Regions from separate parts of the Homo sapiens genome. Here region 1 is linked to region 2. Evidence: read pairs that join two places in POLR2A ChIA-PET (ENCODE). Cell type or tissue: PC-9. All regions are shown on one strand. Each heading gives the region's core, and the rest is flanking DNA. Links, peaks and the distances in the headings are about the cores only. Region 1 has its middle 96 kb from the start of LINC00626. Region 2 has its middle 52 kb from the start of XCL1.

Region 1 (2,928 bases), core at 169-2,668, 250 kb before region 2:
TAGAAATACTATTTGACCCAGCCATCCCATTACTGGGTATATGCCCAAAGGATTATAAAACATGCTGCTATAAAGACACATGCATACATATGTTTATTGCGGCACTATTCACAATAGCAAAGACTTGAAACAAACCCAAATGTCCAACAATCATAGACTGGATTAAGAAAATGTGGCACATATATCAGAGAAATGCAAATCAAAACCACAATGAGATACCATCTCACATCAGTTAGAATGGCAATCATTAAAAAGTCAGCAAACAACAGGTGCTGGAGAGGATGTGGAGAAATAGGAACACTTTGACACTGTTGGTGGGACTGTAAACTAGTTCAACCATTGTGGAAGTCAGTGTGGCGATTCCTCAGGGATCTAGAACTAGAAATAGCATTTGACCCAGCCATCCCATTACTGGGTATATACCCAAAGGACTATAAATCATGCTGCTATAAAGACACATGCACATGTATGTTTATTGCAGCACTATTCACAATAGCAAAGACTTGGAACCAATCCAAATGTCCAACAATGATAGACTGGATTAAGAAAATGTGGCACATATACACCATGGAATACTATGCAGCCATAAAAAATGATGAGTTCATGTCCTTTGTAGGGACATGGATGAAACTGGAAATCATCATTCTCAGTAAACTATGGCAAGGACAAAAAACCAAACACCGCATGTTCTCACTCATAGATGGGAATTGAACAATGAGAACACATGGACACAGGAAGGGGAACATCACACTCTGGGGACTGTTGTGGGGTGGGGGGATGGGGGAGGGATAGCATTAGGAGATATACCTAATGCTAAATGACGAGTCAATGGGTGCAGCACACCAGCATGGCACATGTATACATATGTAACTAACCTGCACATTGTGCACATGTACCCTAAAACTTAAAGTATAATAATAATAATAATAATAAAGAAAATGTGGCACATATACACCATGGAATACTATGCAGCCATAAAAAATGATGATTTCATGTCCTTTGTAGAGACGTAGATGAAGCTGGAAACTATCATTCTCAGCAAACTATCACAAGCACAGAATACCAAACACTGCATGTTCTCACTCGTAGGTGGGAATTGAACAATGAGAACACATGGACAGAGGAAGGGGAACATCACACACCGGGGACTGTTGTGGGGTCGGGGGAGGGGGGAGTGATAGCATTAGGAGATATACCTAATGTAAATGACTAGTTAATGGCTGCAGCACACCAACATGGCACATGTATACATATGTAACAAACCTGCACGTTGTGCACATGTACCCTAAAACTTAACGTATAATAAAAATAAAAATAAAAAATAAAAAAATAAAAAACTTTCCATTTTACCTAAATTATTGAATTTATTGGCAAAAAAAGCTGTTCCTTATATTTCCTTATTTTCCTTTTAATGTCCCTAGGAACTCTAGTGATGTTTTCTCTTTCATCGTTGATATTGTCAAGTTCTGTCTTTTCTCTTTTGCCTGATCAGCTTGGCTGGAAGTTTATCAGTTTTATTGATTTTATTTTTTAAAAACATTTTTTTCTATTTTATTGTTTTCTAATCTTTATTATTTCATTGCTTCTACTTACTTTGGGTTTTGTTTGCATTATCATAATCAGAATACAGTCAATAAACAAAATCACATATGACAGCCAAGATACACTAAAATTATCTTTTCTTGAGTTATTAAAGTAAAACATTTCAGTTTGAATAGAAGACTAGAGACTCACCCAATCTTCAAGGACTACAGGCAGTTCAACAAAATCAAATAAGACATTATTTGCTTTTCTGTAGGAACAAATGCTAGAGAAGGATTTTCACTGGCACAGGGGGCTAAGAAAGAATTTTACTTTTTTATGTCAATTTTTATCCTGAATCTTCTCAATATATTTCATAAAATCACTGTACTATGCTTTTCTAAATTTAGAACAAAAGAATGGCAGGGAATGATCTTTATCACTCACCTCCTGAGAATATCTTGACAAAAACTGATGAATAATTGTGAAGTGCCCTATGAAAACAGCTGTGGAGTATAATTGCCAATATGCTAATTAAAATTTATAAAGTGTCAACATATTGACATTGAGAGTCTCCAATTTACCTAAGAATGATTAGAATTCGTAATTGAAATGATGTCGTTTCAACAAAGCAACTAATGTTTATAGAATGTCAGGTTGTGTATGGCACTGGGCTAGCAAAGAGGACCCTGCTCTCAAAGAGTTAATATGTTCATTGTGGATCCAACACATACATAAAAAGATAAGTGCTACAGGTTGTCCAAAGCTAAGTGCCAAATGACTAGTGCAGAGCTCTAGGAATTCAAAAGCTTACAACATATAAGGGCTATGATCATGGATCAGGGATGTAGAAGAACACTTTATGGGGAAGATGAAATGTATCTGGATCTTAAAAGAAAAAATCCAACTGAAACAAGAAGAAAGGAAAGAAACAAATCCACTCAGAGGAATCAGAGTAAGCAAAAGTGAAAAGAAAAGACTGCTTATAATGTGCTTTTGAAACAAGCCAAATGGTTGTACTTAAGTGGGTTTGTGAAATGCAGTAGAAGAAAATAGTTGGGAGAAACCAACAACCTCCTAAAGTGTGTTTTATGTGAAATGGTTTGCATGCGCTTTGCACATTATCATTGGGCCCGTGATGTCTTTGTTAGAGTGCAGGGATTATTATTCTAATTTTACAGCAGAGGAAGCTGAGGCTCAGTGAGCTAAAATTACTTGCCCAAATTCAGTCAGGAAAATCTGGCAGACATGGGCTGACTGGGGAGGGAAAATAACATTTAAATTTGGATAAGCTGAGTTTGAGGAGTAGTGTGGCATCTAGATAGAGATAACTAGCAGGGTATAGGAACCCAATATAGTGCTGAAATTTACAAATAACAATTAAGGGAATGTACAAGTAGGGATTAA
Region 2 (2,928 bases), core at 115-2,614:
GTTTTTCTATAAATCGGTTTAGAGGGGGTACGAATCTATTTTCAGCAAATACTTACTCCTCTTCTCCCCTCCTTCCCGTGCGCTTCCCCCTCTTCAGTGCTTCTGTTCAGGTTTTGGGCAACTGAGCATTAGGTCTTGTGCTTTTCGTCATGGTGTCCCCCTTCTACATTTTGTCACGCTGTCTTCTACATTTGACCCATGACCTGTTATTTTATGTGGATTAGGGATAAAGGACCCAAATCAAAGAATGACAATGTAGTTACATCAACAAGCACCAAGAACAGGACTAGTAATAGACAGACTACTAAAGAAAAACTTCTTTAGCAAAGGTGTCTAAGTTGGTTGCTTAGAACTCTAAGTGCATTTTCCCATGGTCACCATGTTATGTACAGCATTGAGAGGGAATTGAAATAATGCAATTAGTGCCCTATTTTGAGTAACATAGGCCTCATGAACTGGTCTGAATAACTAACTAGTCATCATTTATAAAAATAGGTCATGGGAAGATACCGTCCTTCTCTTGTTCATCATTACCATTTCTCCTAGTTCCTCCAATAGCAGGCATAGAGGAGTTTTAATTGTTTTTGTGGAACAAAGGAATACATGAATAAATGCACTTATTTATTCATCAACTATTTATAAAACACCTACCATAGTTAGGTGCTATGTTAGGTGCTAAGGATCTAGATATAGTCCTTATCCTTAAGGAGCTCACAGTTCAGTGAGGGAAAGAGACAGGTAAACAAATAATTACAGCATCGTGTGATGGTGCATTAAATGGTGGTAAAAAGCATAAACATGGATAAGATCCCAAGTAAGAGTGAGTGGAGTGAGATAAATACAGAAGAAAAGACCCTATGGAATATAGCATTAAAGGGGCTGATGGGGAAAAAGGAGTCTTCCAAGAAAAATGGAAAGAAGGTGCAAGAGAAGACATAAGGGAGAATAGTGTCACAGAAGCCAAATAAGGAGAGCACTCCAAGGAGGGAGTGGTAATACCACCTCATCTACTTAGTCATCTAGTAGTGACTAAGTGACTATTTAGTCACTTCTTTTCATAATGAATATTGCCAACCCAGACCTCCCCCTTGAATTCAGAGACTCCACCTGCCCCTCCTACATCTCCACATGGCCATCTGATAGGCTTCAGCTAGAATGACAATCAACAGGTAGAAAAAACACTTGGACAAGTATAAGGGAATAGATGTGTAAACCCTGACTCATAGCAGCTAAAACAAAAACCTCAGGCATGCAGGATGTCAGAAAGGCTTCTTGGGAAGATGAGATACATTTGCTCAGGGAAGTTATAAATGATGAAAGGAGAGGAGAGGCTGCAACTTGAGAAAGAACAGTGATAGGATTGAACCCTTGAATGTGCCTGTCCATTAACCAAGACTTGACCAGTCAAATGATACTTAAATTATTTAAGGGAAGGCTCCAAGTGGGCAAACATTTGAGTACTAGTCATCCAAAAATCTTCCCCTAAATTAGATAGACTTATACTCAGTTGAAAGATCATTTCACCAAAAATGAAGACATCAGCTATCATAACAAGCTACTTAGGACAATTAAGAACCATTTTATTCCTCCTCAAACCACCTATTTTATCTGTGAGGATAAAATCTAAAGAAGCTTTAAGAATCCTCCACTTTCCGGCTAAAACGGTGAAACCCCATCTCTACTAAAAATACAAAAAATTAGCCGGGCGTAGTGGCGGGCGCCTGTAGTCCCAGCTACTTGGGAGGCTGAGGCAGGAGAATGGCGTGAACCCAGGAGGCAGAGCTTGCAGTGAGCCGAGATCCCGCCACTGCACTCCAGCCTGGGCGACAGAGCGAGACTCCGTCTCAAAAAAAAAAAAAAAAAAAAGAATCCTCCACTTCCCATGCACTGTTGCATGGGATAACCTGGAAACCAACAGAAACACCACTTAACCAGATGGTTCTTCCTACAGTGTGTCAGAGTCTACATTCTTTAATTGAGAAAATTAAGGTACAGGAGGTGCTGCTGACATTTCAAGCAGTAAGCATCCCACTTTTTTGTAAAGGCACTTAATAGGTAAAGAATTAAAAGAGGAGGAATCTCAACAGAACTTCCTCTCAGCAGATGTTCAGCAAATCCTTTCCAATATGAGGGACTCCAATGTTAACTTCTTTATTTGCTTTGGTTAAAAGAAGAACAGTTGCTTCTCAAGGATTCATATTAAAACATTTTATGTGTTGCTAGATGATGGAACACTCTGTCATAGACAAAATTTTATTTTGGACCAATGGTTTGCTGATTTAGTCTGTTTTCTTCTGAAAGAAAGAATCTATAAAATCTATCCATCCGAATCCCTGCTCCTGGCTGTATGAAGTGATAAACCTCTGAGGTTTCCTGGAAACTTGGCTAAAATTGCTGATTTCCTCTGGAACATCTCGGAAAATGGTGTGTGGAGTATTCAATCTCTCCTTCCTGGGTGTAATTCAGGAAGCTATGGATGACTCCTGGTTTGTTTGTCAAAGAGTTAGATTTTCCATGATGTTTAGACAGGTCCTGGCTATTGACACTAGATTGGCATTACTCCCAAAGGTCAGATTCTCTACCTGCCACTGTATGGCATTTCTCCATGGGAGTCAGATGCACTCAAATGTACTTTTCCACCAATCATTGAGTCTGCTCAGAGCACATCATGAACTAAGCTAATGCTTTTGCCAGAATGTTCAACTTTTCACCCCACATCCAATATAGAAAACACTGAGGCATGGTATAAACCATAAAGAATGAGAATTTACTAGATAGGATTGCTAAGAACATCGGAAAATGAAGTAAAGGTTGGGGAATCCTTATTTGACAGCCTACTCAAAGTAAGGCATTGTAGAAGACACAAAACATTAAGACTTAAATTGCTTCCAGATAAAAGACATTAAAGGTTCATATAAAAATGTAACA

The links. ChIA-PET counts read pairs that join two places held together with the same protein. Peaks named below come from ENCODE experiments on the same cell type or tissue, not always from the same donor. Only the 100,000 strongest peaks of a DNase experiment are listed, where the experiment ranks them.
Region 1: POLR2A ChIA-PET joins it to region 2 with 7 read pairs; 1 of 35 experiments calls an interaction of 5 or more read pairs at or near these places.

Annotation. Positions count from the first base shown.
Region 1 is chr1:168,881,631-168,884,558 of GRCh38, reverse strand. No RefSeq gene overlaps it. Among named protein-coding and RNA genes, the nearest start is that of LINC00626, 96 kb to the right of the region's middle. In PC-9, for the core only: no CTCF peak of the experiment used is centred there; no DNase peak of the experiment used is centred there.
Region 2 is chr1:168,627,197-168,630,124 of GRCh38, reverse strand. No RefSeq gene overlaps it. Among named protein-coding and RNA genes, the nearest start is that of XCL1, 52 kb to the right of the region's middle. In PC-9, for the core only: no CTCF peak of the experiment used is centred there; a DNase peak (open chromatin) is centred at 1,144; H3K27ac peaks cover 1,274 bases.